Regions from separate parts of the Homo sapiens genome. Here region 1 is linked to region 2. The links are chromatin contacts, found by Hi-C or POLR2A ChIA-PET in ENCODE. All regions are on one chromosome and are shown on one strand. The core of a region is the stretch at or near the end of the contact, and the rest is flanking DNA. Distances in the headings are between cores, read along the strand shown.

Region 1 (4,755 bases), core at 606-3,105, 45 kb after region 2:
TTTCCATTTCAGTCTTCTCCAGCAACAAAAGCCAGTAGGCCCAGGTAGTAGCACAAAGTGTTCAGGGTAAAAAAGACCTGAGTTAGAGTCTTACCTGGACCTTTCCATAACAACGTTTTGTTTGTTTATTTGTTTTGCTTTGTTTTTTTTAGAGCTGGAGTCTGGCTCTGTTGCCCAGGCTGAAGTGCAGTGGTGTGATCTCAGATCACTGCAACCTCCACCTCCCAGGCTCAAGTGATTCTCCTGCCTCAGCCTCCCAAGTAGCTGGGACTACAGGCGTGTGCCACCATGTCCAACTAATTTTTGTATTTTTAGTAGAGACAATGTTTCACCATGTTGGCCAGGCTGGTCTCGAACTCCTGACCTCAAGTGATCTGCCCTCCTCGGCCTCTCTAAGTGCTGAGATGACAGACGTGAGCCACCGTGCCCAGCCCCATGACAACTTTTGAGAGAAATTTACTAATTTGAGTCTAGATTGGTGTATTTCTGGATACGGTGTCTTAAAACCAGTTAAGCATGCCATACTGAAAACAAAATTAAAGTTACACTTTATTAAAAATCATTGTTTTTTGTGTCTGCCATACATAGTCTTGGGCTAAGGAGTTAACTCCGTTTGTCTCCACTTCTTCACAGGTAAAAGGAGACATTAGTGCTAAGCTCACAGAGTGAGGATGAGAAAAGCGCAGTTAAGAAGCTAGCATCTGGAACAGACAAGGCGTGGAATCAGATCAGTGGTGGCCGTTATTCTTTCCCATAAAAAAGTGAGGATGTCTATTGTAGAGCAGTGTTTCTCAAGCTTTAAAGCGTATATGAAACATCTAGGATATTGTTACAATGCAGATTCTGATTCAGTAGGTCTGGGGTAAGGCCTGAGATTTGTCATTTCTAATGTTGTTGATTCAGACACCACTCTAAGCAGTACAATTTCGGAGATAAAAAGAACATGGAAATGTCAGAGGAGAAAGATTAACGTGAAGGGAAATAAACCAACATTTATAGAATGCCTACTGTATGCCTAGAAATATATACATAAAATATACATAAACACTTTTTTTTTTTTTTTTTGAGATGGAGTCTCACTCTGCCACCAGGCTGGAGTGCAATGGCGCAATGTTGGCTCACTGCAACTTCTGCCTCCCAGGTTCAAGCGATTCTCCTGCCTCAGCCTCCTGAGTAGCTGGGACTACAGGCGCCTGTCACCATGCCCAGCTAATTTTTGTATTTTTAGTAGAGACGGGGTTTCACCATGTTGGCCAAGATGGCCTCGATCTCCTGACCTCCTGATCCGCCCGCCTTGGCCTCCCAAAGTGCTGGGATTACAGGTGTGAGCCACCGTGCCCGGCCAAACACACCTTTTTTCCCCCTCATTTTATCCTTAAAATAACTCTGAGAAGTAGGGTTTATTTCCTTTATATACAGCAGGAAATTGAGAATCAGGTGCCCTTGTTCATAAGAGATTGCTATAATCCAAAGTTCACATTCACTGCACACCTTGAGAAAGGACACTGAGGTAGCCACATCAACGGAAGTAGATAAGGACAAAGGAGTCTAAGTGCGAGAGAGTGACCACGTAGGGGCGGGCACCAGGGGCCTGCGGAGGGAGAAGTGAAGGGGCTCAGGGATGCGTGAGTACAGGAACGGACTGCAGGGGTAATAAACCGCCTTGTTCCCAAACGCCTTTAAAAGCCAGGCTAGTTGCCGTTCTAAGTCCATCACCTTTTGGGTCAAATCATCATTGACAACGCACTGATGCAACTGTCGCCTTCCATGCAATAAAAAAAATGGATCTGGTGCTACTTCACCTCTCCAAGTTGTTTCTATGGTTACCAAGATAAGGAAGAAAATGCAAAGAGGTCAAAAAGAGAACAAAAGTCCTGCAATTCTGTAGGGACTTTCTCCGCCACTGAGCTTGGCAAAGAGTTCATATCTAATCTAAGTTCAACACTGCACTAGCAAACAAGAGCTGGAGCCAAAGTTATGAGTTCATGATTATAATGAGGTCTAACAGGTGAATGTCACATGGCAAGAGAAAAATGCTGCCATAAGACAATTGCAGTGTTTAGGTTCCATAAACTGTGAACTTCATTTAGGGCAGACACAAAAAACATAATTGTTTTTAACAAGCTACAACCTTAATTTTGTTTTCAGAATGACATATGTAACTGTTTTTATGGCTCCATATTTAGAAATATACCAATTTGGGCCCAAGTTAATACATTTCTTCAAAAGTTGTCATGAAACCTGTAATTGTTAAATAGAAAGAATTCATGTAATCTGTTTCATTAAACTACCAACTCCATTCCTTGAGGATACAGAGCCTGGGATTAATTGGATTGAATAATTCCTCCTCCTTGCCTGCATGAGTAGGACCTAGCTGTGATAATCCCTCATAGTAATCATGATCAAAGAATCAAAATAACACCAGGAAAATGGTAAAGGAACGTGATCAAGAGAAAAGCAGGACCAACTTCATGACAAGGGAAACCAACACGTATTTAGTCTACATAAATGAATTTTATTTAATCTTCACAAACTTGTGAGCTAGGTAATGATATGCCAGTTTTACAGATACTAGGACTGAGGTTCAGATAAGTTAATTAACTTGTTCCTGATCATACTACTAGTAAGTGGCAGTTAGGATTTAAAAAGACAAGGGCAATGCTCTTACAAAGCATATAGGGATTGTAATACAAAGTGTTGGCCGGGCACGGTGGCTCACGCCTGTAATCCCAGCACTTCGGGAGGCCGGGGAGGGTGGATCACGAGGTCAGGAGTTCAAGACCAGCCTGGCCAAGGTGGCGAAACCCTGTCTTTACTAAAAATACAAAAATTAGCCAGGTGTGGTGGTAGGCACCTGTAATCCTAGCTACTCAGAAGGCTGAGGCAGAGAATTGCTTGAACCCGGGAGGCAGAGGTTGCAGTGAGCCGAGATCACGCCACTGCACTCCGGCCTATAGTCCCAGTCCCTGTAGCTGGGACTACAGGAGCATGCCACTTCACGCAGTTTATTTTCTACTATCTTATCAATAGAGCGAGACTCCATCCAAAAAAAAAAAAAAACAGAAATGTTACATGGGACTTTGGAAAGTATTAACAGCAATCTCTCCTGTGTACCATCAACTCGCATCACTGGCCTCCTTTCTGAGGCACTGGTTCTTAGTTCCAGGCCATCCTGACTAGAATGACTCCAACTGTGAAATCCATCACAGGCCAGGCGCGGTGGCTCACGCCTGTAATCCCAGCACTTTGGGAGGCTGAGGCGGGCGGATCACGAGGTCAGGAGATCGAGACCATCCTGGCTAACACGGGGAAACCCCGTCTTTACAGAAAACATAAAAAAAAAAAAATTAGCCGGGCGTGGTGGCGGGCGCCTGTAGTCCCAGCTACTCTGGAGGCTGAGGCAGGAGAATGGCGTGAACCCAGGAGGCGGAGCTTGCAGTGAGCCGAGATCGCGCCACTGCGCTCCAGCCTGGGAGACAGAGCGAGACTCCGTCTCAAAAAACAAAAAAAAAAAAAAAAAAAAAAAAGGAAATCCATCACAATTGGCTGAAACCTTTACCCCTCCCCAGCCTCAGCTTCACTCCTACAGGCTTCTCCCATGGGGATGATGCTCATCTGCTCCCCTGAGCTCCCCATGATGAAAAGCAAGCCCTGGATGCCCACATGAGCACCAAGGAGCCACTATTTCTATCTAAAATTTTAGACTGAAATTTCACTAAAAATGACCGGGTTCATAGCTGGCCCTTGGTGCCTGGTTGTACCCCCTTCCTGAATCTCTGTGGGATTGGAGCCCAGCTCTGAACCCCAGGAAGCTGGCTGGGGACCGCACTGTCTCCTGGGTACTGCTGGCCCCGTTTCCAGAGCTGGACTATGGTATGTCTCATCCCATCATGAACACACCTCTCTGGTTTACAATCTAGTCCCCACAGCATCCAAAACTACTGCTGCCTGCTCTGTCCCTTCAAATTGGATTCCATTCGGCCACTGACCCCTGCATAAAACAAACGGTCTTTGTTGTATGCCATCACCCTCCAACCTCAGCAAGGTATTGTCGAGCTGTTATGTTTTCCAAACCACCACAGGTACACCCTAGTCAGCATATCATTAGCCAGTAAGTCTCAAATCTGTCTCAGCTCAAAATTGCTCCTGTTTTCTTCCAGAAATGCCATTCATCCAGAATGCCATTCTGTGAGAGAAGAAGGGAGAGTGAGGGGCAGAAATCTTTTAATGAAAATGAAATGTACCTACCCTAGCCTCTCTTGATTTAAACTTTTTATATGTAAATTTTACATGTATAATTAGAACAGTTTTAAATAATAGAATTATGCCTAAAATCTGATAATTATTTTCTACTCTCTTTCTCTTTAAAAAAATCTTTTTTTTTTTTTTTTTTTTTTTTTTGAGATGGGGTCTCGCTCTGTCACCCAGGCTGGAGTGCAGTGGCACGATCTTGGCTCATTGCAACCTCTGCCTCCTGGGTTCAAGCAATTTTCCTGCCTCAGCCTCCCAAGTAGCTGGGATTACAGGCACATGCCACCACGCCCAACCAAAAAAAAATCCTTTTTAGAGATGGAGTCTCACTATGTTTCCCAGGCTGGAGTGCAGTGGTTATTCACAGGTGTTATCATTGTGCACTGCAGCCTTGAACTCCTGGCCTCAAGAGATCCTCCTGCCTCAGCCTCCCAAGTAGCTGGGACTACAGGAGCATGCCACCTCACCCAGCTTATTTTCTACTGTCTTATCAGTAGATGTAAA
Region 2 (4,450 bases), core at 573-3,072:
ACTATTGCTGGGGTAGATTGTTTGACACCTGCCAGGAAGCTGTGCTTCCTGGTAAACAAAAAGTAACCCATGTACAGTATAGGAAAGCCATCAAATTTAAAATACTAACAAAAAATCATCAATACTACAACTCGGAGATAACCATAGCCTCTCCCCAAAATTTCCACCTCCCAAATTGCCTATTTCTAGCTTCCCACATTTTCTCTTTCCCAATTTCAGCCTCCCAAGTTCTCTACCAATATTTTCCAGTTGTCTAAATTCACAATATTTGAGACATTTTATTCTTTCCTAACAAAAATAGTAATATCTCCCCTAGAACTGTATTGTTTTAAAAGTGCTTAATCGTTGGAGATCTGTGGCACAGCCATGTGAATATACTTAATGCTACTGAACTACACATTTTAAAATGGTTTCAATGCTAAATTGTATGTTTTTACCACAATTAAAATTTTTAAAAATTGTTTTCAAAAGGAAAAAGTGTTTAACCATTAACATTTTTATACATTTAGTTCAAATTAACTTAAGCAGTCCTGTCCATAGTACATTGAACTGTACATAATACATTGCATTTAAAAATGGGCCAATAAGCAAGCTCATGCTAATAAAATAAATCAAATAACCTTGTGACTTTGGGACTCACTGGGCATGTGTTCCAAAGAACATACCATGCCTAGTGCTGTGGATATCAACAGGGCAAGATAAATGTGAAGGTTAAGAGTAGCCCTTCAACTTCAACTGCAATTTCTCCAGCGAGTTAGCCACAAGGTCCAACTGACCACAGGTGTCTCTTTAGATTAGGTGGTGAGAAAAAGACTGAAAAAGTCCTAGTCTTTGGCAACTACAAGATCATTGAGTGTCTAAGTTGTGAGGAAGGAATAAGAGAAAAAGTGAACTAGTTTGTGGTCAGTCCGAGACTCCATCTAGATTTTAGGATGGAGTGGCAGTGAGGGGTTTTGTAGGAGGGGCTTTCACAGATGGAAGTCATACCAAAGTGAGGGTCTATCATCTTAGAATCTCCAAAGGCAGATGGCATGGGTTCAAACCCTAGCTCTGCCACTTACTAGGTGTGTGGTTAGCTTCACAAATAACTTTATCTTAGTGTGTCTACTATCCTCCTCTGTAAAACAGGAACTACAATGGTAATAAAGTAGTACCTATCTCACAAGATGGGTAAGTAAATTAAAAGAATTAATAGTGTGAGGCCAGGCACAGTGGCTCACACCTGTAATCCCAGCACTTTGAGAGGCTGATGTGGGCGGATCACCTGAGGTGGGGAGTTCAAGACCAGCCTGACCAACATGGAGAAACCCCATCTCTAATAAAAATACAAAATTAGCCAGGCATGGTGGTGCATGACTGTAATCCCAGCTACTCAGGAGGCTGAGGCAGGAGAATCGCTTGAACCTGGGAGGCGGAGATTGTGGTGAGCCGAGATCGTGCCATTGCACTCCAGCCTGGGCAACAAGAGCAAAACTCTGTCTCAAAAAAAAAAAAAAAGAATTAATAGTGTGGCACTTGACATACAGAAAGCACCCGTGTTAGCCAGGATGGTCTCGATCTCCTGACCTAGTGATCCGCCCACCTCGGCCTCCCAAAGTGCTGGGATTACAGGCTCAAGTCTGCTTTTAGCTTCCCTATCTTAGTACACCTAAAAGGGAAAGGAATGTGCTTATTAAGGCCCACTGTTTCACTGAGACCCACTGTATAGGTGTGAAGTTTGGTGATTACCCAGGAGATTTTCCCCAGCTCCTTCTGTGTGGGAGCTGTCTTATCTGTGTTTTACTGTTTGCTCTTTCAGGCTGCTTGTTGTTAGAAGAGAAGTGACTTTTTGAACTGCATGAGATTAGAAAGGGAGCTATGTCTGAGCTGCTTTTTGTTAAAAGGAAAGTTTTCTGCCAGGGACTCACCTAAATAATTTCTCTCTGCCTCCTATAACATATTTCCCCCCTCTGAAATGGAATCCCTAACTGCCGTTAGGGGGAATTGGGTGATGACTTCTTCTGGCTACTTCCTGCTGGAGAGGGGCATTGTGTGGGGAACAGCAGCTAGGGCTCCTCCTGGGGTTGATTTAAGGGTTCCTGGTAGAAGGGAGGTTTCATTTTCAGCTTTATTTAAAGCACCATTTGAAGCTTGGTGGTTTCTAGGTGAGAAGAGATAAAGTTTACAAGGGGGCTTAGAATATAGGGTTCAACTGTGAGTATTAAGACTGCCATTATTAATGGGGGCACAATAGGCCATAACCATGACTACTGAGTTTGTTTGATACCTGCAAGCCATTTAAATGGATTGTGCTATTGTAAGTGGGTGTATGGGGCTTGGCTTTGTTTAGCTTCCTTGGTCTCACCTTCCCTGAAAAAAAGGAAACCTTGGGGTTATAGGTTACCTGTCAGTATTTGTAGGATAATTGCCCAGAACTAGAACATGTTTCCAGATTTTTACATTACCCATGCTTTTTTGTTTCCTTTGAGCTGCAGCCAGAGATTGACAGAAATAAACAGGGTTAGTTTAAAATGTAGGCAAGAACTTAAAAACAATTAATGAGACTACAAGCCAATGACAGATGTATAAGTTTTAAAACATAATTTTTCTCTCTTTAGTCCTCATTTTTGTTAAAAACAACTTATGGTAGGACTGAGCTGTTTGCAAAACAGACTTTAGTTTTAAACTTGGTCTGATTATTTGCATAAAGTCCAGCAAGAATAACCATCTTTTAGATCAGCTTTGATGGAAACTTTTTCCATAAGGAATCTCAGATAGGACCTTTTAAAGCCAAGCCCAGGAATGGGTTGAAACCTTTAAATACATGCGAATTGGGTAAACTTCTTTCTTCTTGAGGTTCCAGGTGCATGGGGTTTCTAGGCCTGTTAGAAAGTGACATTCTTTACTCACCGCAGGCTAGGAGCCCTGTACTGAGAAGCTGTAGTCTAGGTATGAGGCCAGTTTCCTAAGGTGCTTTTTATTGGCTTTACAAGTCAAGCCTGACTCCTTAAAGGGGAACACACCCTTCCAGTCAAAGCCTTGGTAAAACAACCAGTTTTTCCAATTGTGTCCTGTTGCAAAAGAAAATGGATTCTTGTTGCATTGATGCAAACTATATTGTTGTAATTTAAGAATACTTATAACTAGTTTTCAAATTCTAGAGGAACTAGGCAGAGAGAAACAAACACGCTTCAAATCCTATTTACAGGAGTATACTTTACTTAGTTGTTAAAGGCTGTAGCTAGCTCAAGACAAGTTTCCTTGACTCTGAAAAATAAAATAAGGATTAGCGGTGTTCCAAGCAAAAGCCAAAAACTTGCTTCTGTTTTCCATTAGTTCAGTCCATTCTATTAACTTTTGTTTTGCTTGATATTTATAAACATTTCAGCTTTTCATGAGTTCTGTATTTTTGTTGTTGTTGTTATGAGAAACCCACATTTGAGAGCACTTGTTCAAGTCCCACAGCTTGATTATAAAACATCTTTTGAAGAGAATTAAAACAAAACAACAATTATCTGTAAATGACAAAATGTCCAGTTTGGATACTGTCAGAAACACAATTGACAAAGAAACTTGGTTATTTTTATGATTTACAATAACCCAGCATAACAACCTTAATTGTGATTGATTGCACATATTCAGACACTAGAACCCTAGACATCCCATACAGTTGTGGAAAACATGTTAATATTATTCCCTAAAATATAACCTATTAGACATCATTTTGTCAATTCCATGTACCTAAACATGTTAAATAATCCTGTTTACCTCTCTTCTGGATGCTCCAGGGGCCCTCTGCAACACCCCAAAGCCAAAGTTTAGGAAAGACAAACTTCAGACTAAAGTTTGATTTTGGGAAGCCTGTTAAATATGTTCAAAATTCAAAACACTCGATATTATGAAATAGAATTTTAGATTACCATAAGTTTTTTTTATTTGTTTTGTTTTGCCAAAATAAGTCAAAAATTTGAAAAAGCAAAAACCATTCATCAGCCTTTTCTATTACATGAAAATCCTGTTCAAGAGAGGTTAAATTTTACCCTTGCATTAGTATGCTATTAATGTTAACACTAATTTTTAATGAATCCTTATAGACAATCCTATTTAATTTTAACCAGTTTGACCATGAAGTGAGATTTTCACAGACCTGTTGACAAGTTTTCACAACCCTTGACAAGTTTTGGTAAAGAGTAGATTAGCATTGTAAGAAAATCTTGTCGTGCTTTTGTTTTGTGTTTAATTTACAGAAAAAAAAACATATAATACCCTTTTGAATTTAGTTAATATGGTCACACACAGAGTTTCCTTTGCAGGACTAATTTTTACAATCTCCTCACAACTTGCTTAAACCATCCACTTTATTTTATTTAATTGTAAGACAATTCTTTATTCCTAAGCAAAATGTATATTTTCATGCTATCGTATAATTTTTAACTAAAAACATATTTTACTGTTTTTATATGTCTTGCAT

The links. Hi-C counts contacts between places; a loop is a spot of excess contacts on that map. ChIA-PET counts read pairs that join two places held with the same protein, here RNA polymerase II (POLR2A).
Region 1: a loop to region 2 is called in a map of Caco-2, with 4 times the contacts of the local background. The contact joins two enhancer-like sites. A Hi-C loop is called at or near these places in 5 of 168 maps with a recorded cell type or tissue (Caco-2, Panc1, endothelial cell of umbilical vein and 2 more). POLR2A ChIA-PET finds 5 or more read pairs at or near these places in 2 of 52 experiments (OCI-LY7 and Panc1).

The regions. Positions count from the first base shown.
Region 1 is chr3:182,759,121-182,763,875 of GRCh38, forward strand. No RefSeq gene overlaps it. Among named protein-coding and RNA genes, the nearest start is that of ATP11B-DT, 32 kb to the right of the region's middle. Within about 2 kb of position 1,856, at least 4 of the 41 ENCODE cell types and tissues checked have a DNase peak (open chromatin) inside an H3K27ac peak, as active enhancers do.
Region 2 is chr3:182,714,474-182,718,923 of GRCh38, forward strand. No RefSeq gene overlaps it. Among named protein-coding and RNA genes, the nearest start is that of LINC02031, 73 kb to the left of the region's middle. RefSeq lists a cis regulatory region at 705-794. Within about 2 kb of position 1,823, at least 2 of the 41 ENCODE cell types and tissues checked have a DNase peak (open chromatin) inside an H3K27ac peak, as active enhancers do.